2 separate regions of the Homo sapiens genome follow, and region 2 is linked to region 1. The links are chromatin loops, found by intact Hi-C in ENCODE. Cell type or tissue: dorsolateral prefrontal cortex. All regions are shown on one strand. Links, peaks and the distances in the headings refer to the core of each region. The heading gives the core; the rest is flanking DNA.

Region 1 (14,773 bases), core at 2,489-10,488:
GCAGTGCAAACTGAAACCCTGCCAGCAACATGCCAGCGAGCCGCCTCCTGCAGCCTTTCCTGGAGAAGGGCTCTGTCCAAAACCCTTGATGAGAGAGCGAGGAGGATGCGATCTTGGGAAAAGGTCAAATGCCCTCACTCGAGCCCCTGGCCTGCCTCCCTAGCTGTGAAGCTGTGTGGACACTGCGGCGGATGCCCTGCCCAGAGCCGAGGCCTGCCCTAAGGTCACACGACTCTCCCCGTCTCTCTTCAGGGCAGGCTGGGCCTGGGGTGCGGGGGAATTGATTCCCCTGGGTAGAAGTGAGTGAGGAAATACCCCATCTTCTTCCACTCAGAGGGACCCCTTGAGGCTTGAGCCTCCGATTCTCTAGAAGACCCCAGGGGACAGAGCCTCGGTTGCTCCAGGGTAACTGCTCCTCGACACATTCTCATGGCCTCCCCTCCCTTCCCTGCCTCCCTTCCCCACACCCCACAGTGTTTCCTGGGAACCTGCACCCAAATAACCTACTTTGAGCACCCTGTTAACTACCTGCACATACGTCCTCGTTTCAGAGTCTGTTTCTGGGGATCCCAACTGAGACAGCAACCTCAAGCAAGCGGCACCCCCATTCGTGCCTCAGTTTCCCCATCTGTAAAGGGGGGATAATCGTGAGGGCTGGTGCCCAAGTGCCAATGCCTCCTGCTTCAGGTCACGGCACCCCACTCATCTGGGGGCTCGCCATGCCCCATGCTCAGTCTTAGTGGCACTTTCCATGCTGGTGCCCAGGCCTCCCTCGGCCCAGAGGAGCAAGCCCCAGGCAAGGCCAACTAGGGCAGCCCACCTGGGCTGTGAGCCCTGAAAGGTGTGCAGTGAGGACAGACAGACGGCTCAGTGCCCTGGCGAGGCTGCCCATGGTGCTCCCCTGCTCACCTCTCAGCCCCCACTCCAGCGGGTCTGGCTTCTGCTCGGGCCGGCCCTGGTCTCAAGCCTTCCTGCCCATTCCATAGGCTGCCCCTTGGCCTTCCATCACCCTGTCCATGCAAGCAAGCCAGGCTCCTGTGGATGGAAACAAATCCTGGCCCCCACTTCCTTTTTCCCCAGCTCTCTGCATTTCTAGGGGTCTCCAGGAGCATCTTCCATGTGTTTGATATAATGTGTGTGGCACCCTTGTCTCCTGCCAGTGGGGGGCATTGCCATGTTGCAACCCCGTTTCCATTTCCAGTGCCTTCACTGGGCACCTGAAACCTGGGAAGCACGCACTTTACCCCAGAACATGTGTTTTGAAGACAGGGACTCGACCTCTGCCTCTCCCCACAGGGACCCAGAAACCAGCCCCAAGTGGGGTTCCCTGCACCCCCTGCATCCTCCACCCCCTTCGTTTCTGTCCTCCCACTCCAAGCATCTACCCTCACATCAACCACACACACACCCAAAAATGCAAATAAGGGCTGGGCACAGTGGCTCACACCTGTAATCCTAGCACACTGGGAGTCCGAGGCGGATGGATTGCCTGAGTTCAGGAGTTTGAGACCAGCCTGGGAAACATGGTGAAACCCAGTCTCTACTAAAATTAAAAAAAAAAAAAAAAAAATTAGCCTGTAGTCCCAGCTACTCGTGAGGCTGAGGCAGGAGAATTGCTTGAACCCGGGAGGCGGAAGTTGCAGTTAGCCAAGCCAAGATCACACCACTGCACTCCAGCCTGGGCGACAGAGCGAGACTCCGTCTCCAAAAAAAAAAAAAAAAAAGCAAATAAGACAGGAACCCACGCAAGGCAGTGTACAGGGTCAGTGCACAGGGCTACTGACCCAGCGATTTGGCTGTATCCTAGTCTGGGCTCATCCTACATGACCAACGAGGTGCACAATTGAACCAACACAGTGGGGCACATGGAAGTTGCTGGACACATGACTGCCATCAAGAGCCACATCTCCAAGGACTCTACCTGCTCCCACCAGCACCTTCCAGTACCCCCAGGTCCCCACCCATCAATTAATGTAGCACAAGAGGTGGCAAAGTCATGGAAAAAAGAGATTGCCTCAATAGGGATAAACCAAGTAATTTGTGGGACAGCTATTTCATGGTAGACTAGGCAGCCTGGAAGAATGGATTAAATGCGAACAAACACACTTGGAGGAATTCCACAGTGAACTTCCAACCAGGATGCAGAGAAGTAAACATAATATCCCAAAACAAAACCGAGAAGAACTGCATGCGTGTGTGAATGGTTACATGAATGCGGAGAGAAAGGTAGGGAAGTTATACACCACGAGGTTAGAAATAGATGCCTGGAAGAGCTGGGCACGGTGGCTCACGCCTGTATCCCAGTACTTTGGGAGGCCGAGGCGGGTGGATCACCAGATTAGGAGTTTGAGACCAGCCTGGCCAACACGGTGAAACTCCATCACTACTAAAAATAAAAAAATTGACTGTGCACGGTGGCTCACACCTGTAATCCCAGCACTTTGGGAGGCCGAGGCGGGCAGATCATGAGTTCAGGAGATCGAGACCATCCTGGCTAACACAGTCAAAACTCCACCTCTACTAAAAATACAAAAAATTAACTGGGCGTGGTGGCAGGCGCCTGTAGTCCCAGCTACTCGGGAGGCTAAGGCAAAATCATTGCTTGAATCTGGGAGGTGGAAGTTGCAGTAAGCCAAGACTGTGCGACTGCACTCCGGCCTGGGCAACAGAGTGTGAGTCTGTCTCAAAAAAAAAAAAAAAAAAAGAGAAAGCGTGGAGGAGAGGAAAGAAGGGAGAAAGCTGCCAGGACCACATAGCTAGGAAGTAGGGAAGATGTTATTCAAACCCACATCCAAAGCCACTTTGGCAGAATAATGGATCTCCTTCTCTGTACGTCCTGCTCCCTATCCCCTGGTCCAGGAAGCTCTCTGTCCTCAGGGCCCTTGGAGTAAGATGCTTCCTGGAGAAACGCCTGGAGGAAGGCACAGACCAGAGCTGGTATTTGCTGGGAGGCCTTAGGGATCCATGGCTTGGACCATCCATCGCTCTTACAGGAAAAGCTTTTAGGTACAGAGACAGGGTGTACTGAATTCCAAAGGAGAGCGTGAGCTCTTGGTTAGCACAATGCTGTGACAGCCCAGTTCCCTGGGCAGGTGTGGGGCCTCCCAGAGCTGGAGCAAGTAAAGCGGAGACAAGCGTGTCTGAGCCTCTGAAAAAGGACCCTGCTTTCAACTCACTCCTCCCACCTCCCAAGGGTGAGACAGGGCCATGAGCCAGAAAGGCTCAAGGGACCCAGAATAGAGGGTATCTTCCCAGGGAGCCGCAGGAGCCAGGACCCCACTAAAAACACCAGGTCTAGCACCAGAGGCTAAAGGGCAGCAGAGCCCTGGGCCCACGCAAGGAGGGTGGACCTAAGTGCAGCCTCTAGAGAGACATGTGGGCTCCCACCCACAGCTCATGGGTGCCATGAGGGAGGCAGAAGCAAGCTAGCTGAAGAAACCCCAAAGACACAGAGTGAAGCAGGAAGTGGCAGGAGTGTGGGCATCTCTGTGTGTCCCGGATTCGTGGGTGCTTGGTCTCCCTGACTTCAAGAATGAAGCCACAAACTTTCGCAGTGAGTGTTACAATTCTTAAAGATGGTGCGTCCTGAGTTTGTTACTTTAGATGTTCAGACATGCCCACAGTTTCTTTCTTCTGGTGGGTTCGTGATCTCACTGACTTCAGAAGTGAAGCTGCAGACCTTCACAGTTAGTGTCACACCTCATAAAGGCAACTTGGACCCAATAAATTAGAAACAACATTTATCGCAAAGAGCTAACAAACTAACCTTCTCACAAGGTGGAAAAGGACCCCAGTGCTGGCTTACGCAGCCTGCTGCTTTTATTCCCTTATCTGGCCCCACCCACATCCTGCTGATTGGCCCATTTTACAGAGAGCTGATTGGTCCATTTTACAGAGAGCTGATTGGTCTGTTTTACAGAGAACTGATTGGTCCGTTTTGACAGGGTGCTGATTGGTGCGTTTACAATCCCTGAGCTAGACACAGAGTGCTGATTGGTGCATTTACAATCCTCTAGCTAGACATAAAAGTTTTCCAAGACCCGCCCCCCAGCCCAACACGACTCAGAAGTCCAGCTGGTTTTACCTAGTGGATTCTGTGCCAGGGCTGCTAGCAGCCAGTCCCGGGGCGCACGCCTACACTTCTCAGTCCTTGGGTGGTCGACGGGACCAGGCGCCGCGGAGCAGGGGGCGCACCTGTAGGGGAGAGGCTCACTGTGCGGGAGCCCACGTCGGGAGGGGTAGGGGCTAGGGGGTGGCAGGTTGCAGGTGCCGAGCCCTGCCACATGGGGAGGCTGCTGAGGCCCGGCAAGAATTCCAGTGTGCTGCAGGCAGGCCAGCAGCGTTGGGGGACCACGCACCCTCCACAGCTGCTGGCCCAGGTGCTAAGCCCCTCACCACCCGGGGCTGGTGGCCCTGGCTGGCCGCTCCGAGTGCAGGGCTCGCCGAGCCCACGCCCACCCAGAACTCGCGCTGTCCCGCGAGAGCGCACAGCCCCTGTTCGCGCCTCCCGCCAGCGCTTCTCCCTCTACACCTCCACGCAAGCAGAGGGAGCCGGCTCCGGCCTCGCCAGCCCAGAGAGGGGCTCCTGCAGTGCAGAGGCGGGCTGAAGGGCTCCTCAAGCACGGCCCGAGTGGACGCCCAGGCCAAGGAGGCGCCGAGAGAGCGAGGGCTGCTAGCACGTTGTCACCTCTCACCAGCAGCTTCAGGAGACACCAAGACTGGAGAGCCACCTACAGTGCTGCTGCAGCAGGTGCCTTCCATCTAGGTCCCCTCCCCACTGGCCCTGTCACCTCTTGAGAATCTAGAACTCAGACATCACCCTGGAAGAAGAACAGGGAGAAGAACCGTGACAGGACTGATACCTAAACACCACATAGTTGAGAAATAAAATTGGACAGGACTCACCCAGAGTGGCTCAACAAGGATTCTTCAGCACACATCTTGGGCCAGAGACAGTGGAGTCATGGCTTTTGCACATCTGGTTTGAGGACTGTGGGGTTCGTGCCCTGCCTTGCCACTTGCTGACATCTGGAGCTCCACAGTTGGCAAGGTCCAGGTTTGTCTTATTCCCCACGCTGTCCTGCCCAGTGTTGTGCACGTTATAGAAGCCAAGTAAGGACTTATTTAATGGCTATATAATTGGAGAAGAGTGTCCAGCATCTAGCCTTGGAGAAGGCTGGCCGTAATCACAATTAGAATACAAAATATTGGCCGGGCACGGTGGCTCAAACCTGTAATCCCAGCAGTTTGGGAGGCCGAGGTGGGGGGATCACCATCCTGGCCAGCACAGTGAAACCCTGTCTCTACTGAAAATACGAAAAGTAGCCAGGTGTGGTGACACGCGCCTGTAGTCCCAGCTACTCAGGAGGCTGAGGCAGAAGAATTGCTGGAACCCAGGAGGCGGAGCTTGCGGTGAGCCGAGATTACGCCACTGCACTCCAGCTTGGTGACAGAGTGAAAATCTATCTCAAAAAAAAAAAAAATACAAAACAGTTTAGCCACCCCCCCAAAACTCCCTCATGCCATCCGTTTGTAGAAAATCCAGCCCCTTGACCAGGCGAGGTGGCTCACACCTGTAATCCCAGCACTTCGGGAGACCGGGGTGGGTGGATCACCTGAAGTTAGGAGTTTGAGACCAGCCTGGCCAACATGGTGAAACCCCATCTCTACTAAAAGTACAAAAATTTAGCCTGCTGTGGTGGCACATGCCTGTAGCCCCAGCTACTCGGGAGGCAGAGGCATGAGAATCGCTTGAACCTGGGAGCTGGAGCTTGCAGTGAGCCGAGATGGCGCCATTGCACTCTAGCCTGGGCAACAGAGTGAGACTCCGTCTCAAAAAGAAAAAAGAAAATAAAACCCAGCCCCTATATTTAACTCCTGGTTACCACTGATAGATTTATCTTTTCGGGAATGTCCTATAACTTCTTGAGTGTAACCCCAGCAGAGGGCCTCAGACATTCGTGCTAGTTACTACACGTATCAATAGCTCATTGTTCTTAGCACTGGGAGTCTTTCATGCTATGAATGAACCACAGTTTATCCATTCACTTGTGTTATTTCTGATTTTTTGGCAATTATGAATTGAGCTGCTGTAAACATTGGTGTAAGATTTTTGTGTGGCCGGGCACGGTGGCTCACGCCTGTAATCCCAGCACTTTGGGAGGCCGAGGCAGGCCGATCACGAGGTCAGGAGATCGAGACCATCCTAGCTAACACGTGAAACCCCGTCTCTACTAAAAATACAAAAAATTAGCCGGGCGTGGTGGCGGGCACCTGTAGTCCCAGCTACTCGGGAGGCCGAGGCAGGAGAATGGTGTGAACCCGGGAGGCGGAGCTTGCCGTCAGCCAAGATAGCGCCACTGCATTCCCGCAGCGAAAGAGCGAGACTCTGTCTCAAAAAAAAAAAAAAAAAAAAAAAAAAAGGATTTTTGTGTGAATATATGTTTTCATTTCTCTCAGAAACACCTGAGTGGGACTCCAGAGTCATATATAAGCACATGTTTAGCTCTGTAAGAAGCTGCTAAGCTTACCCAAAGTGGCTGCACCATTTTTGTGCTCCCACCAGCAATGGATGTGAGTTCCAGTTACTTTGTATCCAGCACTTGGTATTGACAGAGTTTATTTGAGGGTTTGCTTAATTCTAGTCATTCTCAAAGGTATGTGATGGTATCTCATTTTGGTTTTAATTTGCAGAGCAAAACGTTTCCATTTTGGTGAAGTCATATTTATCAAGTTCTACTTTTTTTTTTTTGAGACGGAGTCTCTGTCACCCAGGCTGTAGTGCAGTGGTGCAATCTTGGCTCACTGCCACTTCCACCTCCCCAGTTCAAGCGATTCTCCCACTTCAGCCTCCTGAGTAGCAGGGATTACAGGCGCCCGCCACCACAACCGGCTAATTTTTGCATTTTTAGTAGAGACGGGATTTCACCATGTTGGCCAGGCTGGTCTTGAACTCCTGACCTCAAGTGATCCACCCGCCTCAGCCTCCCCAAAGTGCTAAGATTACAGACATGAGCCACCACACCTGGCTCTATTAAGTTTTACTTTTGTGAGTCATGCTTTTGGTATTGTATCTGAGAACTCTGCCTAAGCTAAGATCATGAAGGTTTTCTCCTACACTTTCAAGTTTTCTAAGTTTTCATTTTATATTTAGATATATGATCCATTTTGACTTAATTTTTGTATAATGTGAGGTTTGGGTTGAGGTTCATTATTATTGCAACAAAACTGTTGAAAATATTATCCATTCTTTGTCAAATCGTCTTTGCACCTTTCTAAAAGATAAATTGCCCGTAATTGTGTGGGTCAATTTCTAGACTTTCTATTCCTTTGAATTCATCTATGTGTCTGCCCCCTCTCCAGTACCGTGCTGTCTTGATGACTGTAACTTTATAAGGTCTTAAAATCAAATAGCGTGGAGTTCCACTTGTGGCCAAGATCGATAAACAGGGACCGGATTGACCCTCCTTCCTAAAACAGCAGCAACAAATAAACAAAACCAGGCAAAATATGTGAAACAATGGTTTTCAAGACACAGGACAATGTAGGACAGTAATCCCTGACAGACGGGAAGCAAACAAGATGTTCCCTGCAATTACCCCAGCTTGCCTTGAGGTGGTTTCCAGGCTGTGGAGCAGAAAAGGAAACTGAGGCAGATTCAGTAGCCTTCTTGAGGAGATGTGGTTGAGAGAGAACAAGGCCACTAAAGGTCACAGGACAGAATTCCAGGGAGGAGAGAGTTGTGCAGAGAGAGAACTGGGGAGATTTGTACAGGGCCCTCCTGAGTAAGCACCAGAGCACACGCATATGCGGAAACTACCCATGGCCAGGGCAAGAACCTCATGGAAGGGTTACAGGGAGCACGGCCTGGACACAGCCTGAAACCCAAACAGGGCTGGGAACACTGTTCTCACCGGCTTACAGGAAAAACTCATAATTCACGGGCTATTGGGTACAGTGTTCAGGGAGGTCTTGCCTTAATAATAGGGAATAATTACCCGTAGACGGCGTTGCTTTGGACCTGCATAACAAGTAATAAAAGCAAGATCTGAAAGGATCAAGTTGTTTCCAAGTAACTTAACTGTGTCTTAGAACAAAGTTCAAGAATTCCCACAGAATACAAAAATATTCAGCACCCAACAAGATGAAATTCACAGTATCTAGCATCCAGTCAAAGATCACCTGGTGTACAAAGAAGCCAGAACGCATGCCTCCTAATGGGAAGAATCATCAAATCAAGACCTACCCAGAACGACGTATACGTTAGAATTAGCAGACAAGAGCGTTAAGACAGTTACTGTGCCCCGATTACAACACTCAGTACGTTAGTTATGGACATAGCACTTCCAGAGATGAAAATTACAATGCCGAATATGAAAAATACACTGAGTGGGATTAAGGGCAGGTCAAACATTTTAGGAGAAAAAGGGTAGCGAATTTGAAAAACAAGGAGAAAAAAGTAAATTAAAAAATGAAAAGAGCATAAATGATTTGTAGGAAGGCTTCAGACAACATAATACGTGTGTAATTTGGAATCATCAAGGGAGAGGAGAGAGAAGAAAAGGAACAGAAAAAATACTTGAAGAAATAATGGTCCTGAGTTTCCCAAAGTTAATTAAAAATAAATTCACAGATGCAGGAAGCTCAACAAAGCTCAAGCAAAAGAAACCAGAAAAAAATCACATCATAATCACAAAGCTTCAAACCAGTAATAAAGAGAAAAACTTCAAAGCAGCCCCAGAAATCCTTCTATACAGAGGAACAAAGATAAAGCTGACACTAGATTTCTTGTCTGGAGAAGACAGTGGAATAGTGAAAATATTTTTCAAAAATAAAAGTGATGGGCAGGCATGGTGGCTCATGCCTGTAAACCCAATAGTTTGGAGGTGAAGGTGGGAGGATCTTTTGAGGCCAGGGGTTCAAGACCAGCCTGGGCGACATAGCAAGCTCTTATCTCTACAAAAAGATTTAAAAAATAGCCGGGCACGCTGGTGCACACCTACAGTCCTAGCTACTCAGGAGGCTGAAGCAGGAGGATCCCTTGAGCCCAGGAGTTTGAGGCTGCAGTGAGCTATGATTGCACCACTGCACTCCAGCCTGGGCAACATTGAACAACAGAGGCCAGATGCGGTGGCTCACACCTGCAATCCTAGCACTTTGGGAGGTCAAGGTGGGTGGATTGCCTGAGTCCAGGAGTTCAAGACGAGCCTGGGCAACATGGCGAAACCCCATCTCTACTAAAAATAAAGTATCCGGGCATGGTGGTGTGTGCTTGCCGTCCCAGCTATCTGGGGTCTAAGGTGGGAGAATGGCTTGAGCCCAGGAGGTCAAGGCTGCAGTGAGCCATGATCATTCCACTGTACTCCAGCCTGGGCGACAGAGCAAGACCTCATCTAAAAAAAAAAAATGAGCAACAGAAAGATAGCTCTGAAATCCTCAAATATTTCAAAACTCAGTTAAACAATTCTAAATAACCCATGGGTGAAAGAATAAATCAAAAGTAAATTAGCCAAATTAGTAATTATTCTGAATGGAATGAAAGTGAAAAAACAAAATATCAGAACTTGTGGGATGCAGGTGAAGTGCGAAATTTATGGCACTATATGCTTCTATTAGAAAAGAGAAAATATCTCAAATCGATGGCTTCAGATTATACCATAAGAAACAAGAAAAAGGAGAACAAATACAATGCAAAGCAAGCAGAAGAAATATAAGAATCAAAGAGGAGCCGGGCGCGGTGGCTCACGCCTGTAATCCCAGCACTTTGGAAGGCCGAGGCGGGCGGATCACGAGGTCAGGAGATCGAGACCATCCTGGCTAACACGGTGAAACCCCATCTCTACTAAAAATACAAAAAATTAGCCAGGCGTGGTGGCGGGCGCCTGTAGTCCCAGCTACTCGGGAGGCTGAGGCAGGAGAATGGTGTGAACCTGGGAGGCGGAGCTTGCGGTGAGCCGGGATCGCTACACTGCACTCCAGCCTGGGAGACAGTGCGAGACTCAGTTTCAAAATATATATAAAATATATATATATAATGTATACATTATATATAATATATACATTATATGTGATATATACATTATATATGTATACATTATATATAATATATATATTATATATATATATATGCCGGGCATAGTGGCTCACGCTTGTAATCCCAGGGCTTTGGGAGGCTGAGGCGGGTGGATCACGAGGTCAGGAGATCGAGACCATCCTGGCTAACAGGGTGAAACCCCGTCTCTACTAAAAAATACAAAAAATTAGCCGGGCGTCATAGCGGGCGCCTGTAGTCCCAGCTACTCTGGAGGCTGAGGCAGGAGAATGGCGTGAGCCCTGGAGGCAGAGCTTGCAGAGATAGCACCACTGCACTCCAGCCTGGGCGACAGAGCGAGACTCCGTCTCAAAAAAAAAAAAAAAAAAAAAAGAATCAAAGAGGAAATCAATAAAATTGAAAACAAAAAAAAGAGAGACCTATAAAATTGGTAAACTTCTAGCCAAATTGATTAGAATGAAAGAGAGGATACAAATTCAAGAGCAGAAATGAAAGAGATTATAGTACTACAAATTCCACAAGTATTTGAAGGATGATGAAGTAATATTATAAAACAATCGAGACCTGGACTGGCATGGTGGCTCACACCTGTAATCCCAGCACTTTGGGAGGCCGAGGCGGGCGGATCACGAGGTCAGGAGATCGAGACCATCCTGGCTAACACAGTGAAACCCCGTCTCTACTAAAAATACAAAAAATTAGCCGGGCGTGGTGGCGGGCACCTGTAATCCCAGCTACTTGGAGAGGCTGAGGCAGGAGAATGGTGTGAACCTGGGAGGCGGAGCTTGCGGTGAGCCGAGATCGCTACACTGCACTCCAGCCTGGGAGACAGCGCGAGACTCAGTTTCAAAATATATATAAAATATATATAATATTTACATTATAAGTAATATATACATTATATATAATATGTACATTATATATTATATATTATATATATTATATATATATATAGGCCGGGCACAGTGGCTCACGCTTGTAATCCCAGGGCTTTGGGAGGCTGAGGTGGGTGGATCACCTGAGGTCAGGAGGTCAAAAGCAGCCTGGCCAACAGTGAAACCTCGTCTCTACTAAAAATACAAAAATTAGCCAGGCGTGGTGGTCGGTGCCTGTAATCCCAGCTACTCGGGAGGCTGAGACAGGAGAATTGCTTGAACCTGGGCGGTGGAGGTTGCAGTGAGCTGAGATAGCACCATTACACTCCCACCTGGGCAACAGAGTGAGACTCCATCTCAAAAAAAAAAAAAAAAAGAAAAAAAAAAAAGAAAGAAAGAAAGACATATTGTCTATAAATTTGAAAGCCTAGATTAAATGCACAAATTCCTTGGAAGCCACAGACATTAAAAATGACTCAAGAAGAAACAGATAACTTAAGTAGCACTTTGTTTATTAAAGAAATTAAATTCGTAGTTACAAACTCACCCACAAAGAAAACTCCAGGCCCTGGTGCTTTCACTGGGGAATTCTACCAAACATTTAAATAAGAAATAATAACGATTTTACACAAACAAATCCATAAAATTGAAGTGAAGAGAATATTTCCCAGCTATTTCTATGAGGCTGCTATTATGCTGATATCAAAACCGAAGACAAGGCTGGGCATGGTGGCGGGCACCTGTAATCCCAGCTACTTGGGAGGCCGAGACAGGAGAATTGCTTGAACCCAGGAGGCAGAGCTTGCAGTGAGCCAAGATACTGCGACTGAACTCCAGCGCGGGAGACAGAGTGAGACTCCATCTCAAAATAATAATAATTATCATCATCCAAAGACATTACAAGAAAAGAAAATTAAGGACTAAAATCTCTAATGAATATAGATGAATTTTTTAAAGAAAAGTTTATAAAGATTAACTTATAAAGATTAATACATTATGACCTATAGGGGTTTATCTCAAGAAGGCAAGTTTGGCTTAGCATTCATTCAAAAATCGAATAAAATATGTCATGTTTAGTGGGTTGACTAGTGTCCCTCAAAAATGTATGTTGGCTGGGCGCAGTGGCTCACGCCTGTAATCCCAGCACTTTGGGAGGCTGAGGCAGGTGGATCACCCGAGGTCGGGAGTTCGAGACCAGCCTGACCAACATGGAGAAACCCCATCTCTACTAAAAATACAAAATTAGCTGGTGTAGTGGCACATGCCTATAATCCCAGCCTCCCGAGGGAGGCTGAGGCAGAAGAATTGCTTGAACCCAGGAGGTGCAGATTACAGTGGGCAGAGATTGTGCCATTGCACTCCAGCCTGGGCAACAAGAACGAGACTCTGTCTCAAAAAAAAAAAAAAAAAACAACTGTGTGTCAGCCGGGCACAGTGACTCATGTCTGTAATTCCAGCACTTTGGGAGCCTGAGGTGGGAGGCTCGCTTGAGCCCGGAGTTTGAGATGAGCCTGGGAAACATAGTAAGATGCTGCCTCTACAAAAAATTTAAAAATTAGCTGTGTGTAGTGGTATGCACCCGTGGTCTTGGCTACCTGGGAGGCTGAGGCAGGTGGATTGCCTGAGTCCAGGACTTTGAGGCTGCAGTGAGCTGTGATCGTGCCACTGCCCTTCAGCCTAGACAACAGAGCGAGGCCATGTCTCAAAAAAAAAAAAAAAAAAAAAAAGGTCATTTCCACCCAGAACCTCAGAATGTGACCTTATTTGGAAATAGTCTTTTTAGATGTAATTAGTTAAGGATCTCAGATGAAACTGTCCGGAATTTAGGGTGGTCCCTAAGTCCAATGACTGGTGTCCTTGTAAGGAGAGAAGTGACCACAGAGGCAAACAAGAAGGGCCGTGTGAAGGTGAAGGCAGACAGAGATCAGCGCTGCGCCACCATTACCCAGGGAAGGCCTGGGGCCACCAGACGCTGGAAACAGCAGGCAGGTTCTTCCCTGGAGCTTTGAGTGAGCATGGCCCAGCTGGCACCTTGATTTCAGATTTCTAGCCTCCATAACCATGAGAGAATCAATTTTTGTGTTTTAAAGACACCAAGTTTGTGGTAATCTGTTACCATAGGAAACTAGTACACCATATTAAGAAACTAAAAAAGAAAAATCATATAATCACCTCAATCAATTAAAGAAAAAGCATTTGACAAAATCCAACATCTACTCCTGATAAAAAACAAGTTTCAGCAAACTAGGGAGCTTCCTCAACCTGGTAAAGAGCGTATGGAAAACCTCCAGCTAACATAATATTAATACTGAAAGGCTAAATACCTTTTCCTACAACCAGGAATGTGGCAAAAATATTCACCCTCACCACCTCCACTCAGGATTGCACTGGAGGCTCTAGCCAGTGCAGTCAGGCATAAAAAAGAAATAAAAGTCATCCAAATTGGGAAAGAAGAAAAAAACAATGGTTTTATTCACAGATGGCATGATCCCCTATGGAGAAACTATGATGAAATCTACAAACAAAACAAAACAAAAAAAAACCCTACTAGAATTCATAACTGGGTTTAGCAAGATTGCAGAGTTCGAAATAAATATACAAAATTAATTATATTTCTACATATCAGGATTGAAAAATGAGATATTGAAGTTAAAGATAAACATCATTTAAAATAGCATTAAAATATGACAAATCTGAGAAAATATGTGAAAGGCCTGTGTATTCACACTACAAACCATATCTGAGAAAAATTAAAGACTATCTAAATAAATGGGGAGATATACTTCACTCATGTGCTGGAAGATTCTCTATTGCTAAGATGTTTGCTCTACCAAAGTTAATCTACAGATTCAGTGCCATCTCAGTCATAATCCCAGGAAGCTATTTAGTGAAAATTGACTAGGTGATTCTAAAATTCTTATGGAAATGTGAAGGACCTACAACAGCCAAGATAGCTTTTGAGAACAATGAAGGACTAACCCATACCAGATTTCAGGACTTTTAAACTTACAATGATCCAGACAGTGTGGTTATCAGCCTGAAGATACCATCTTTTCAGTTATTTGAGAATTTTTTCATATTTCATTTTAATTTTTTTTTTTTGAGATGGAGTTTCTGTCTTGTCACCCAGGCTGGAGTGCAATGGCACCATCTCGGCTCACTGCAACCTCTGCCTCCCAGGTTCAAGCAATTCTCCTGCCTCAGCCTCCCGAGTAGCCGGAAGTACAGGCGTGCCCACCACGCCTGGGTAATTTTTGTATTTTTAGTAGAGATGGGGTTTCTCCAGGTTGGTCAGGCTGGTCTCGAACTCCTGACCTCAGGTGATCCACCTGCCTTGGCCTCCCAAAGTGCTGGGATTACAGGCGTGAGCCACTGCGCCTGGCCTCCATTTTAATTTATCTATATGCTTCTGACATATATCTTTTTTATTTTATTTATTTATTTATTTAGACAGAGTCTCGCTCTGTTGCCAAGCTGGAGTGTAGTGGTGCCATCTCGGCTCACTACAACCTCCACCTCCCAGGTTCAAGTGATTCTCCTGCCTCAGCCTCCCGAGTAGCTCTCGATCTTTTGACTTCCTGATCTGCCTGCCTCAGCCTGCCAAAGTGCTGGGATTACAGATGTGAGCCACCGCGCCCAGCCTGTTTCTGATATGTATCTTTGCATGTTTTTTAGTGATCACACTAGGGATTGTGATTTGTATATACAACTTTTCACTGTCTGCTCAGAATCAACATTTTGACTTTAAATAGAATACAAAGACCTTCACCACACCCTCTCCTTTTACACCGTAGTTGTCTTATGTGTTGTATCTATTTGCATTAGGAGCCCCACCAGGTAATGCTAT
Region 2 (14,773 bases), core at 4,227-12,226, 59 kb after region 1:
GGCAGACATAAACACACACCGTGCACCGAGGGCGAGGGAAGGAGGGAGGTGAGGACCCGGGGTTGGGGCTGCAGGATGTACAGTGTTCAGCGCTTGGGGAAAGTCTCACTGAGAAGGTAACACGGGAGCAAAGACCTGAAGCAGTGACGGAGCAGACTGCAGGATCCCGGGGGCGGACAGAGAGCTCCAGGCCGAGGGGGGAAAGGCCTGGCATGGAGCAGAAACACGCAGGGGCCAGCCGTTCTGTGCAGCTGCAGTGAAGACACTGAACAGGAGAGTGGCCGGGGAGTGGGAGAGGGGGCACTGAGCTTGCAGCTCCGAGCAGAGGCCGGACAACACCTGGAGTCCAAGTCTGCATGTGGAGAACACACTTGGAGTGGGTTGAATTACGACCCTCTCACCCCGCAAAAAAAGATGTGTCTACATCTCAGAACCTGTGAACGTGACCTTATTTGAAAAAAGAGTCCGTGCAGGTGTAGTTAATTTAATAATCTCAAGATGAGAGCATCCTGGATTATCCAGGTAGACCCTAAATGCAAGCATGTGTCCTTAGAGGAGACACAGAGGAGAGACACAGGGAGAAGAGGAGACCCTCACGGACCACCAAGGTAATGATGTAAGTTATGCATCCACAAGTCAAGGAACACCTGGAGCTGCCAGAAACTGGGAGAGACAAGAAGGATTCTCCCCTAGGCCCTTGCTGACACCTTGATTTGGGACTTCTGGCTTGAAGAACAGTGCAAAGATAAATAGGTGTTGCCATTGAGTCACCCATTTGTAGCAGCTTGTTATGGCAGCCACTGGAAATTAACACCCACTGCAAGGGGTGAGGGTGTAGGTGGGGAAACCAGCATGGGAGGCGCTCTGCAAGACACAGCCACCCAGCTGACTCCCAAGTACATCAGGCCTGCCATGGTCAGCATTTGCTATGTTTACTCACCACCTGGATTTTTTAAAAATGTGTCTCCCTGTTTTCATTTAAATAAACTTATTTTAAAATGCAGTATTACATCACTAAGTTAAATATAAAACTAGATTCATTTCCCATAAATAGAAGGGAACCATGAACATTAATTCAATGAAAACAAAACTTACTCCATTCTAATGACATGTTCTGCTGCCTGCCAAGGTCTCTGAGTCTGTGGCCTCCTCTTTGAGTCTAAAAACATAAAATAGGGCTAGTGTCAGAGAGGCGCCCATGGCGAACTGGCGTCAGAGAGAGCTTCTCCTGCCATGTAACTCCATGTCCCTATACCCGCTAAGGTCAGCATCACTCCCACTTTGCAGGGCCCACACCTAGACAGCACAGCCCTCAAGGCTAACGTCCTCAAGCCCTGGCTGGCCCAGCCAGAGTAACTCTGCGCAACGCCGGCATACACAGGGTGGTGTTGGTGCTGTAAATCCAGCAAAATTCAGACTGAGGCGTGGGCAACAGAGTTTTCATGACGGGATGGGATGGGGTGGGGGCGGGATTGGCTGCCCTAGGGAGGTTGGAAGAAGGCGGCTACCTTGTGTCAGGAAACTTGGGGGGTCGGGGTGGGGGAAGTCGCAGGAGCCAGGCTAGGACCCAGGGCTGACCCCAAAGGGGACCCCTGTGAAGAAATGGTTGAAATTGGAGTGAGCTTTCCCTTTGGACAGTGGAGACAGTCCTAGGATGAGCCCAGTTTGGTTGGTAGTTTTAGATGTTGAGAGAGAAAGTGAAATGCACCCGTGTTTAGCTGCAGGTTGATTTCGCCATGCACGGTTTTTAAGTCACATGCACTAACTCGTACTCGAATTCCTCAACCCACAGAGCCAAAAAAGCACTGTGCCTCGGAGGGATTCCTGTGGCTGGGCTCCAGGGCCCACGCAAAGGAGTGACACGGGGCACCATGTAAATACCTGTCTGGTTCAGACACAAGCTTCCTTACATCAAAACAGCGTGAAATTGTAGGAGACCCAAATTCCAAGCCAGGAATTCAGAAGTGGAAGAAATCAGTGCCAGATGACTTTGCTTTGCCTTGCGGATGCCGTTCACACCCTGCCCCAGGAGCCTGACACTAGGGGGGACCAACAGGCCTTCCTGAGAGGGAGTGGCTCCGCAGGGTCACCTTGGGCTGGCCTTGTTCCTTTGCTAAGGGTCACAGATCCTGGGAGGTGGCTCCTCTCCGACCCCAGCAGGACAGCCCTGGAGGGCTGCACTCTCCTTGGGGCTCTCCTGCACCCTCCCCACACCTTGGTAGAGTGTCTCATTAAACTCTCCACCAAAGAAGGACATTCTGCAATATCTGAGAACATGGATGAATCCGGAGGGCATTACGCTAAGTGAAATAAGCCACTCAGAAGGACAAATACTGCCAGATTCCACTTATATCAGGTGTCTAAAATAGGCAAACTCATAGAAGTAGAGAAAAGAACGGTGGTTGCCAGTGACTGGGGGCTGGGGACACTGGGGAATTGTTTCTCAATGGCTTACAAAGTTCTGTTATGCAAGATGGATAAGTTCTAGAACTCAGTGCCCAGAGTTCATGATTCGGAATTATACACTTTAAAATATGTTAGTCAAAAAAATTAGCCAGGTGCGGTAGCACCTGCCTGTAGTCCCAGCGACTCAGAAGGCTGAAGCAGGAGAATCGCTTGAACCTGGGAGGCGGAGGTTGCAGTGAGCCGGGACTGCGCCACTGCACTCCAGCCTGGGTGACAGAGTGAGATTCCCTCTCAATAAATAAATAGATAAAATATGTTAGGAGGGTGGCTCTCGTGTTGGGTTCTTACAAAAATAAAAATAAAAGAACAAAAGGAAATTTTCAGAGGTGATGGATATGTTTAGTACCTTGGCTGTGATGGTATCCCAGGTATATGTATATCTTCAAACTCACCAAGATGTATACATCAAATGTGTGCAATTTTTGTATATCAGTTATACCTCGACAAAGCTTTAAAACAAACCAAACTCTCCTCAACTTACCATATTTGAATGTGCCCCAGGAAACAGATCCTCAAAATAGTCTCTGGGATCTGGCTGCTCACGTATTTGAGGAACACACAGCTCACACCTCCTCGCCAGAAAGAAATGGGACTTGGGACATCTGGCCTGCGGTGGCATCGTGATTACTCAAAGGATGTCTGGTAATAGCAAGAGATAAGGAGGCCAAGGCGTTGGAACAGCAAGTGGCTGCCACCCTAGCTGCTATGGCAACCATGGCCCAGGGAATAGTATCTACTCTAGAGCATCATTTTTCTTTTTTCTTTCCTTTTTTTTTTTTTTTTTTTGAGATGGAGTCTCTCTCTGTCGCCCAGGCCGGAGTGCAGTGGGGCGATCTCGGCTCACAGCAAGCTCCGCCTCCCGGGTTCACGCCATTCTCCTGCCTCAGCCTCCCGAGTAGCTGGGACTACAGGCGCCCACCACCACGCCCGGCTAATTTTTTGTATTTTTAGTAGAGACGGGGTTTCACCGTGTGAGCCAGGCTGGTCTCGATCTCCTGACCTCGTGATCTGCCTGCTTTGGCCTCCCAAAGTGCTGGCATTACATAGAAATTTTTTTAAATGACCCTTCCCCACAGAAAGCTTGAGAAGTGCTAGTGTCCCTAGGAATAAGGAGAAACTGACAGCTAAGCACGTCCAGGTGCACATGCAGGTGGAGGATGGCAACGCTCCACGGCAGCCTTGGCAGTGCTTTCATCTCCTGAGCAGCAGGGCAGATGAACTGCAAAGGTGCAGAGCTGCAGTGACAATTGAATGCTCAATGTGGCCGGGGTCCATCACACACAAGAAAGACGTGGGACCCTGAGACTTGGGAGACAGACAAGTCAGATAGGCACAAATGAGACTGAGAGCCCTGAATCCTCAGACTTCCTGAGTCTCCCTGGACAACAGAGGCAGTTCTCCAGCCCAGGGAGCTGGCCTCCCCTATGGAAGAGCCTTTCCATGATTCCCTGAATCCTCAGACCCCCTGAGTCTCTCTGGACAACAGAGGCAGTTCTCCAGCCCAGGGAGCTGGCCTCCCCTATGGAAGGGCCTTTCCATGAGTCCATGAATCCTCAGACCCCCTGAGTCTCTGGACAACAGAGGCAGTTCTCCAGCCCAGGGAGCTGGCCTCCCCTATGGAGGAGCCTTTCCATGAGTCCATGATTCTGCCTGCATACACCTGCACCCTCCGGAGCCGCTGTGCCATCAGAAGCCCAGAGACTATGGGGAGTGGATGGAGGAGAGAGGATGGATTCCAACGCATTTGGCCAAGGGGATGAAATGTGAGATTCAGTCAGCCCACAGTCATTGACATGGACACACCCTATGGTCCCGCTGGATGTGATGTGCCGGCTGGAGAGGAGGGAGAGATGCTATCGGTCTGCGGGTTGGCTGATGGAAGCTTTGAAGGAACATGGCTGAAATGTTGGAATGTCCTGGCACACTGAGTCTGGAGACCTAGGGACGTAGGCATTTGGGACACTTCCTCCACTGTGGATGCCCTTGAGTGGGTATTCACGGAAGCTGCCAATATCATCATGCTGTGCCCATTACAAGTGCCCCAGCCACACGACTTGCCTCCAGACCACCTGGCCCCCAAATTTCCAATCTCATTCTTTCCGGATCCTGCCCAGGCAATCAAGCTGTTTGCCACTGCCCCTGAGTCTGGGTATTTGTAGTGAGATTTTCACCCCAGGTCTCCCAGCAAAGCAAAGGCTTGGGCAGCCATGTTCTGACCTGTTGTTTCTCTCCTATGCCGTGTTAAAAACATGCTATCACATGTGAAAAACATGGGTGGTGGCTAACATTTTCGGTTTCCAGTAGGACCAAACCAAGGAGCCAACCCCACCCCACAATGACACTACGGCTCAGGGTTTAGCAAACTATGAACCCGATTTGCTCTGCCATCTGCTTTTGTAAACAAAGTTTTATTGGGACACAGCCACACTCATTCGCGTATGGATTGTCCACGGCCACAGCCAAGCTGAGTTGCAACAAAGATGATATGGCTCACAAAACTTCAGTATTTACTATCCGATACTTTCTGGAAAAAGTCGCCAACCCTGCTGTTGCTATCAGGAATTACTGTACCCCTCTTTGGTGACATAAAGTTTTACCTGAATGAACTGGGTGCTGAGGAGAGAAGGGGTGAGCTGTTTTGGAGATCTTCCATCTACCTTTCCTGACCCACCCTCCACTTTTCTCCATCCTGTTCTGTATTCCAGGAGGCTGGTTATGGGTCACATGGAAAGGGCTCTTTTTTCTTGTCACTTCGAGTGGGGTTCAGCCCAAGGGAGGTGTTTAGCAGAAGACTGGAGGGAGAGAGAAGAAGAAAATCCTTCCTGCAGGGCCTCCTGCGTCCCACAGCCGAAGGTCACAGCTTCTATCAGACAAACTCCACACAGCCCTTTCAGCCTCAGAGTTCCAGAAACTTCTCTCTCCCATTGCTCCTTCTGGCCTAGAAACAGTAACGGTTCCCTGCTGTTACTAGCACCAGAGTACTGCCTGTGTTCTCCTCACACCCTGTCCTCACCTTCACACACCTTCTACTAACATCTTCTCAAACTACCTATTTTGAGGGTGCCACCTGTATCCTGCAGGAATATAAAATGTAACTGCTTATTTTTTTCTATAACTATTTTTTTTCGGAGATAAGAGTCTCACTCTGTTGCCCAGGCTCAAGGGCAGTGGCTTGATCATAACTCATTGCAACCTCAAACTCCTAACTGAAGCAATTCTCCTGCCTCAGTCTCCTGAGTAGCTGGGACTACAGGCATGTGCCACCATGCCCAGCTCATTTTTCATTTTTGTAGAAATGGGATCTTGCTGTGTTGCCCAGGATGATCTCAAACTCCCAGGCTCAAGTGATTCTCCTGCCTCGGCCTCCCAATGTGCTGAGATTACGGGCATGAGCCAGCATAACTAAGCCTACAACTAAGTTTAATTTGAATTTTGTGCCCCATTCCACCAGGATGGAGTTCAATTTCAGTTTTCTGGTTATCTCCATTAGTTCAGGGTTTCACACACACATGCGTCACACATATCTGCCCCTGCCTTCTCTGGGATTTCGTGAGAATAAAGTGGCCTCACAACTGATTTGTGGGGTACAGTCCCAGCTTACTTCTGTTGTCTTGGCATGGTTACAAACAACACACCTCTTTACTCTCAGAGTCCCTGGTTTAGACAGGAAATTATGCGGTGACCCTATGTAGAAAGCACTAGGTTGGTCTGGGGGACGATCTTGTTCTCTGTTCGTAATATCCAGCTGGCACCAGCCACAATGGCCCTTATCTAGTCTGGCCCTGAGTTTTCAGTCCTCAAAGTTTCCAGCAGCCTCCTCCTCCTCTCCTGACCACAGAGCCTGCCCCATTCTGTCCTCCTCAGCTTCTTCCGCCTCCTCGGCTCTAGGCACTTGGCATATATCAGTGAACAAAACAGAAAAGAAAAAAAAAAAAAAAGCCCTGCTTGCAAGGAGTTTTCTTCTTTTATATTTTCTAAAAGATGTTTTTAGGCTATGAACTTTCCTGTGAATACCACTGTGTATGCATCCCGCACCTTATAGGTTTTAATATACACGTTCTTACACAGTTTCAGTTCTTTTTTTTTTTTTTTTTTTTTTGAGTTGTAGTCTCGCTTTGTCGCCCAGGCTAGAGTGCAGTGGCGCGATCTCGGCTCACTGCAAGCTCCGCCTCCCGGGTTCACACCATTCTCCTGCCTCAGCCTCCCGAGTAGCTGGGACTACAGGCGCCCTTCACCACGCCCGGCTAATTTTTTGTATTTTTAGTAGGACGGGGTTTCACCACATTAGCCAGGATGGTGTCCATCTCCTGACCTCATGATCCGTCCACCTCGGCCTCCCAGAGTCCTGGGATTACAGGCATGAGCCACCGCGCCTGGCCCACAGTTTCAGTTCTAATGTCCTCTTCTGCTCTAGGCTTATTTTTTTTTCTTTTTTCTTTTTTTTTTTTTTTTGGTTTTTTTTTTTTTTTTTTTGAGACAGAGTTTTGCTCTTGTTGCCCAGGCTGGAAAGCAGTGGCATGATCTCGGCTCACTCCAAGTTCCGTCTCCTGGGTTCAAGTGATTCTCCTGCCTCAGCCTCCTGAGTAGCTGGGACTACAGGCACACGCCACCACGCCCAGCTAATTTTGTATTTTTAGTAGAGACGGGGTTTCACCATGTTGGCCAGGATGGTCTCGATTTCTTGACCTCGTGATCCACCTGCCTCGGCCTCCCAAAGTGCTGGGATTACAGGCGTGAGCCACCACGCCTGGCAGAGATTTTTTTTTTTTAATTATCCTCTTATTGTAACCAGAAAAATATTTTTGCTTGATTTCTATTTTTTTTGAAAATACTTAAATTTACTATAGAATTTTATGAACATTCCTGTTACCTTCTCTTATGTTATCCTCACAAGTTATTGAGCTGGAGTATAATTCCCATTTCACATGTGAGTCCACATGTCTGGAGAGAGCTGAGCTAGCAATGAAGAGCCTTGGGATCAGAGCAGAGATCCAAACCCTAACCCAGCAGGCTCAAAGCAGCCCTGTTCCCTGCCATGAGAGGGTTCCAGGTATGGAGGCCATGCCTGGGAGGCCACAGAAATGGAGCTCTCTGGGGGAAGCGCCTGCTGGGCAGTTGCTTCTCAGCCCAGGCCTGAGCTTTGCACCGTCTCAGTGGTTGGTAGCGGAGGAATGAGGCTGTGCAGTCGCCCTCTCAGGCCCAGTAAGACACCTGATTGCCTCTGCCCAACCCCACTCCTCAGATCCCAGGGGCAGCCCTGGCCCCCCAGCTTGTCCCTTCCTCTAGGAGGGAGGTTACTAAGGCCCTGCTCGCCCAGCCAGGGTCCTCCCAGAGGGAGCTGGAAACAGGATGGAAGCTTGGCTAAGGCCTGGTGATGGAAGCTGCGGCTTGGCCTGCAAGGGGGCACCCCAGGGGCACTGGGCAGGGTCTGGGCGTCAGGCAAGTAGCCAGGTTGAATTAGGTGACTGCTGTCAACGGAGCAGTCAGGAAGGCTTCTCTGAAGTGGGGACAAGAGCCACCTGGGAAGGGAGGAAGCCTTCAGGCCGGGGAAACAGCAACCGCCAAGGCCTGGAAGAGGAGCAGCAGTTTCTTGTGCTATCCACTTTCCCTGCCATTAGAGAATGGAGCTCACATACCACTCGTGGCCCTGGAGATCACACATGCCCGGCCTCCAGCTCCCCCTTTGCGTGCGCACACACACACGCAAAACCTCTCACACCACGACTCCAGGATACGGTGGGCCCCTCTGAAAGCATCCCTAAGTGGGCCGCAGGCAAGTTTAGGGGGTGCCGGAGCTCATGCCAAAGCCCGGAGTGCAGTCCCACCTGAAGGCAGGAGTCCGCACCAGCTGGTGGCCTGGAGCTCATGCCAAAGCCCGGAGTGCAGCTCCACCTGAAGGCAGGAGTCCGCACCAGCTGGTGGCCACCTCGAGGGCCCTTGACCTGCCGGATGATCCACACAAGGCGCCCAGCCTCTCGGGCCCCTCTCCCATCTGTCCAGTGGGTGGATTGGTCCAAAGGCCTGAGACTCTCTGTAGCCCCACCACTGTCTGACTCACTCGCGATCTGAAAACAGGCAGCACACAGCTCATTTTCCTCATCCGATGACAAGACAATTTCCCAAAATCCCTTTTAGCTGGGAGGGGTGACAGAAAGGCCATCTGGCCAACACCCATCCTTGCAGCCAGTGATCATTTATTTCCCAGCTGTGTGTTCTGAAGAAAATAATGAAGGCTCTGAATGCCACCGCCAGGGTGGCTTTGCAGCTGTTCTTGGCAGTGACCCCGCTGCAGAACCCCCACTGACGGAGCGTCCTTCCCCAGCTTGAGCCGCACCCATCGGACTCCACCAGGGACACTTGAGTTTAGCTCACAGGGAACCAGAAGCAGCTGCCCCTCCCCATGGACAGCCTGCCCCTCCCTGAGCTGTGGCTCTGGGACCTTCTCTGGCCTGGCCCCTGCCCTGCCTGCAGGCTTCCTCACTGTCCTCTGAGCATGCACGCTGTGCCACGCAGTTTGCAGAGCCTGTTCTCTTCTGTCCTCATGACTGCCTGGGAGCTAGGCCTTCCCAGCCCCGTTTTACAGATGAGGAAATCAAGGCTCCAGGAGATGTGGGGGCTTGCCCAAAGTCACAGGCCAGCAGGAGCAGGCACCTGAGTGCAGATCAGGCCTCCTGGCACGGGTTCCTCTGCATCTTCCCCGTCCCCGCCCTCCACCTCTTCCCATCCAGGTCCCCCGACTCTGACCAGCCTCCAGCCCAGCTCCTTCTCTAAGCCCCAGATACATATCCAAGTGCCCATGTACCTCTCCACTGCAGAATGGGGTGTCCACTGGCACCTATCCAACCAGGCGCAACCATGTTCCTCACCTCCCCAGCCTGCTGCTGCCTTTGTTCTGAAAGCCAGCCTCGGCGCTCCTGGTGCCCTCCAGGGCTGGATCCATGGGGCATGCCACGCTTCCTTCCCTCCCTCCCCTCCCCAGCAGCTCTGGGACCGTTTGTGCTCCCCTGAAGCCTCCCGCCCACCCAGCATCCCACTGCCCCAGGGATCTTCCTAAAGTGCAGGTCCCTCCAGGTCACTTCTGTGTAAGGCCCTCCGCTGAGCCTCCCACAATGGAGGGCATGGGGAAGGACTGCCCAGCCCGCCCTATCTGTGGGCCCCACACCCTAGGCTCCCGGGCTCCACCTGCAGCACCCCATGAGGTTCCTACTTCAACCCATTGGGCTCCCCTCCCTACACACTTCCCTTCCGCCTGGCCCTGACTGCCCTGACGTCCCTCCCACTGGCCCAGGCCGACTCTTACACATTTGTGATGGACAAAAGGTTTTTTACAGGCTGGGCACGGTGGCTCAAGGCCTGGCGCAGTGGCTCATGCCTGTAATCCCAGCATTTTGGGAGGTTGAGGTGGGCGGATCATGAGGTCAGGAGTTCGAGACCAGCCTGGCCTACATAGTGAAATCCCATCTCTACTAAAAATACAAAAAAATTAGCTGAGCGTGGTGGTGTGCACCTGTAATCCCAGCTACTCGGGAGGCTGAGGCAGGAGAGTTGCTTGAACATGGGAGGTGGAGGTTGCAGTGAGCCGAGATCGCACCATTGCACTCAAGCCCGGGCAACAGTGCAAGACTCGGTCTCAAAAAAAAAAAAACAAGTTGTTTACAACCCATCGTCCATGCCTTGGTCTGTTAACAGCACCTCAGATTTGTCTGGGAGATGTCCAGCCCACCCCACCCCACCCCACGATGGGTGTGAAGCCCAGACCTGTAGTGACCATACAGTGACTGGCTCAGGGATGCATGATTCCCAACACAACCTGAGGAAATCCCAGCTCTTCCTCTGAACTTTTGGGGATGGGCGCTTGCTGTCCACTGGGGTTGCTAAGTCAGTAGGATACAAGCCTGGAACCTTCAGGGCCACCAGGCAAAGAAAACCGACCTAAAGCAGCACAGAGAAAAGCAGAGCTGAGAGACGGAGACAGGAGGAGACCTCAGTATCCGAGTGTCTGGATCCAGCTGTGCCTGCACCTGCCCATGAATTTTTCAGTTATGTGAACTAATTAAGTCCCCTTTTGACTGGCACCACTTTGAGTTTTTTCACCCAGTTGCATAGCATCAAGACTGGCTCCAGTGACCCTCTACTCCTAGGCACGGCAGGTGGCACCAGGAAGAACTGCCTGAGCCCCTGGACCCACTTGGGAACAGTACATTTCCTTTCTTTTTTGCTTCAGCTGATTTGAGGTGAGTTCTGCCCCACAGGCTTGAGGCCTGTGCTCGGCGGGACTCCAGGCTAGACTCAGAGTCAGGGGACAGAAGCTGGGAGAAGGCAGGAGAGCCTTGTGCTCAGTGGAGCTCTTGGGGCCCATCACTGTGATCCATCGAGGCACCGCAGTCACAGACTACAAGAATTTTTTCTTTTGTTTTTTTTTGAGACAGAGTCTCACTCTCGCCCAGGCTGGAGTGCAGCGGCATGATCTCGGCTCACTGCAAGCTCCGCCTCCCGGGTTCACGCCATTCTCCTGCCTCAGCCTCCCCAGTAGCTGGGACTACAGGCCCCCGCCACCACGCCCGGCTAATTTTTTTGTATTTTTAGTAGAGACGGGGTTTCACCATGTTAGCCAGGATGGTCTCGATCTCCTGACCTCGTGATCCACCCGCCTCGGCCTCCCAAAGTGCTGGGATTACAGGCGTGAACCACCGCGCCCGGCCAGGGATCTTCTTGTTGGCCCATGAGAGAACAGTGTCGCACCTCAAATGGTTTTCCAGACAGCAGGTATAGAGGCACCTGGCATGAAGTCTCATGATAGTCAGGATCTAGGACCCCCGAGTGGGCAGTCACTGTGACCTGCCTATGTTTAGGGTCAGCGGGCGCCAAGACAGGGTTGGCGAGTCCCTTCCAGGAAAGTGGCCCCTGCCATCAGGATCTCTGCTGTGACTCCATCTATGCACCTGCACCACTGGGACGTGCCAGGCTGGAAGGCTGGGAGTCTGGATGCTGGCTTGTTTTCAGTTATTTTTGCTCACCAACATCTGCAGATTCATGAGACGGTCCAAATCATTTCACTCCACTGATTGAGATCGTGATGTGGGGCAGTTTGCACCCCTAGAGGACACAGAGCCCCTTGTTCTCCCTGCCCTGACTTCTCTGCCAAGGAGCAGACTAGCCAGACAGGCTGGTGCCAAGAGGCCCGTGACCCCAACTCAGCAGCCTGGGCAGATGGGGGAGGCACCAGGGACTCCTGAGAGGAGCTGCTGGTGGGAAGGGAGGTCCAGCTCATTACACTTCTGTAGGTGTGGTCCTGTCCAGCCTATGAGGGCTCCAGGACAAAGGCCTGGCACAAGCCTCCATGGCCCCCTGGACGCGCAGCATTCCCGGGCCCTGCTTACAGGCCTGCCACTAGCCACTTTGCAGGCAGGACAGGGAAACCACGCTGCTTCTCCCAGGCAAGGGGCCAGCCTTTCTGCTTCCAGAACACCACGGTCAAGAAGCCTTCCCTCCAGATTCAGAGGTTCCCCATCTTTTTTGGTTGGAGGATGATGAAAATGTTCTCAAACTGATGGTGATGAAGGCCGCACGACTCTGGTCATGTACTAGATGACACTGAATCATACACCTTATTTTTCCCCCGTTTTACTGTGGCATAATTGACAAATGGACATTGTACATATTTGTGGCATACAGTGTGATGTTTTGATACAGATAGACATCATGAGACGACTAACACCAACCAACTAACATATCCATCACTTCACACGTTATTGGGGTTTGTGGTGTTTTGTTTGTCATTTCACACCGTTATTGGGGTTTGTGGTGTTTTGTTTGTCATTTCACACCGTTATTGGGGTTTGTGGTGTTTTGTTTTGTTTTTGTGGTGACAGCATTGGCGATCTACTTTCTTAGCAATTTTTCAGTACACACATGCTGTACCTGAGGTCTCCAGCACACATTTCCCCTGTCTAACAAAACCGCACCCACTCACCAACACTCCCTATTTTATACACATTAAGCGGGTGAATTGTATGTAAGTGAATTATATCTCAGTAAAGCTGTTAAAAATAAAGCAAGAGCACAATGAGGATTATGCAATACAACAACGTTGCTGTAGCCCTCTTCTTCTGCTTAGCAATATAACCTGTGTCTGAGTCTCAGGGCTGCGTGACCTTTCCTGGTGGGCATGTTCCATTCTTCACGTAACCCGTCCCTATTGAGGGATGTGGGTTATTTTCAACGTTTGCTAAGTATAAACAGCACCAGGTGAACATCTCAAATATTTTTTGCCCAGTTGTTCATTATCCCATTAGAATAATGCGTCAGAAAATAGACATTTTAAGGTCGTTCATATATACTACCAAATTTCTCTCTAGAAAGTTGTACCCCCAGCACTTTGGGAGGCCGAGGTGGGACAATCACTTGAGGCCAGGAGTTCGAGACCAGCTTGGCCAACATAGCGAAACCCCGTCTCTACTAAAAATACAAAAATTAGCCAGGCATGATGGTGCATGCCTGTAATCCCAGCATGAGAATCTCTTGAGCCTGGGAGGCAGAAATTGCAGTGAGCTGAGATCGCGCCACTGCACTCCAGGCTGGATGACAGAGTGAGACTCCGTCTCAAAAAAATCAAACAAACAAAAAAGAAAGTTGTACCCATGGATACTCTCCCCAGCAGTGTATGAGAGTGCCAGCTGCCTCCGTCTGATGCAAGAGGAGAATGCCAGAGGCTCGAAGCCGCAGGGAGTCAAGGCTCGGCCCTGGCCAGCCCAACTATGGAGCCAGGACTGTCCACACCCTGCAGCCGCCTCTTGTGGGCACCGGCATTTCTACACATCCCTCCCTTGTCTTCACATCTCCGGCCACTCTGGGCTCCGGGCCCTGGGGCTGCTGCTTTTCCAGCAGCACGTGGTGCCCACACAGTCTCAGTGCCTGCTCCGGGCCAGGCAGGAAATGGACATTCACGGGAGCACAGTTACAGAGGGTTTGCAGGCTGTAAAAACACTTGCTACTCTCAGACCACCCCAAGATGGGAGAGCGAATGGCATGGGGAAGTTGTGAAAGTTCTCATGGATTCCGTATTTTACAAGTCTTAGAAACACACTAGCCATGTGTGGATACTGTTTGTACACTGATTTGAACCAACAAGCTGTAAAAAGATGTTTTTGAGACAATCGAGGAAGTAGGAATAGGAAGTGAGTGTTAGATACTATTAAGGTATTATGAGTTTTGTTTGCTGTGATACTGGTATCATGGTCATAAGAGTCTTTACTTTAAAATCCACATCATGAATTACAGGCATACCCGGAAGATACTTTGTGTTTGGTTCCAGACCATCACAATAAAGTGAATATCCTAATAAAGTGAGTCACACAAGTTTTTTGGTTTCCCAGTGTATATAAAAGTTATGTTTAGGCCGGGCACATTGGCTCATGCCTGTAATCCTAGCACTTTGGGAGGCTGAGGTGAGTGGATCACCTGAGGTCAGGAGTTCGAGACCAGCCTGGCCAACATGGTGAAACCCTGTCTCTACTAAAAATACAAAAATTAGCCAGGCGTGGTGGCACGTGCCTATAGTCCCAGCTACTCGGGAGGCCGAGGCAGGAGAATCCCTTGAACCTGGAAGGCAGAGGGTGTAGTGAGCCGAGATCACGCCACTTCACTCCAGCATGGGCGACACAGTGAAACTCTGTCTCAAAACAACAACAACAACAAAAGTTATGTTTATACTATGGTCTATTATTATTATTATTAATTTTGAGACAGACTCTTGCTCTATCGCCCAGGCTGGAGTGCAGTGGCTCGATCTCGGCTCACTGAAACTCTGCCTCCCAGGTTCAAGTGATTCTCCTGCCTTGGCCTCCTGAGTAGCTGGGACTACAGGCACGCGCCACCACGCCTGGCTAACTTTGGTATTTTTGGTAGAAACAGGGTTTCACCATGTTGGCCAGGTTGGTCTCGAACTCCTGACCTTGTGATCAGCCCGCTTTGGCCTCCCAAAGTGCTGGGATTACAGGCATGAGCCACTGCGCCCGGCCTACTATAGTCTATTAAGTGTGCAATAGCATTGTGTCTAAAAAATGCACATATTTTAATCTTAAGATACTTTATTGCTAAAAAATGCTAACACAGAGACACAAAGTGAGTACTACATGCTGTTAAAAAATGCTAACACAGGGACATAAAGTGACACAAAGTGACTACATGCTGTTGAAAAAATGCACCGATAGACTTGCTCAATGCAGGGTTGCCACAAACCTTCAATTTAGTGAAAAATTCAATTTTTGAAAAATGCAATAAGGCAAAGTACAAGAAAATGAGGTAT

Evidence for each region. Hi-C counts contacts between places; a loop is a spot of excess contacts. Peaks named below come from ENCODE experiments on the same cell type or tissue, not always from the same donor. Only the 100,000 strongest peaks of a DNase experiment are listed, where the experiment ranks them.
Region 2: a loop joins it to region 1, with 2.1 times the contacts of the local background. A loop is called at or near these places in 1 of 110 quality-filtered maps.

The regions. Positions count from the first base shown.
Region 1 is chr5:180,421,913-180,436,685 of GRCh38, reverse strand. No RefSeq gene overlaps it. Among named protein-coding and RNA genes, the nearest start is that of CNOT6, 65 kb to the left of the region's middle. RefSeq lists an enhancer at 12,346-12,845. In dorsolateral prefrontal cortex, for the core only: a CTCF peak has its summit at 5,941; a DNase peak (open chromatin) is centred at 5,945; H3K27ac peaks cover 274 bases.
Region 2 is chr5:180,365,008-180,379,780 of GRCh38, reverse strand. No RefSeq gene overlaps it. Among named protein-coding and RNA genes, the nearest start is that of GFPT2, 19 kb to the right of the region's middle. RefSeq lists an enhancer at 9,009-9,510. In dorsolateral prefrontal cortex, for the core only: no CTCF peak of the experiment used is centred there; DNase peaks (open chromatin) are centred at 8,840 and 11,730; H3K27ac peaks cover 2,757 bases.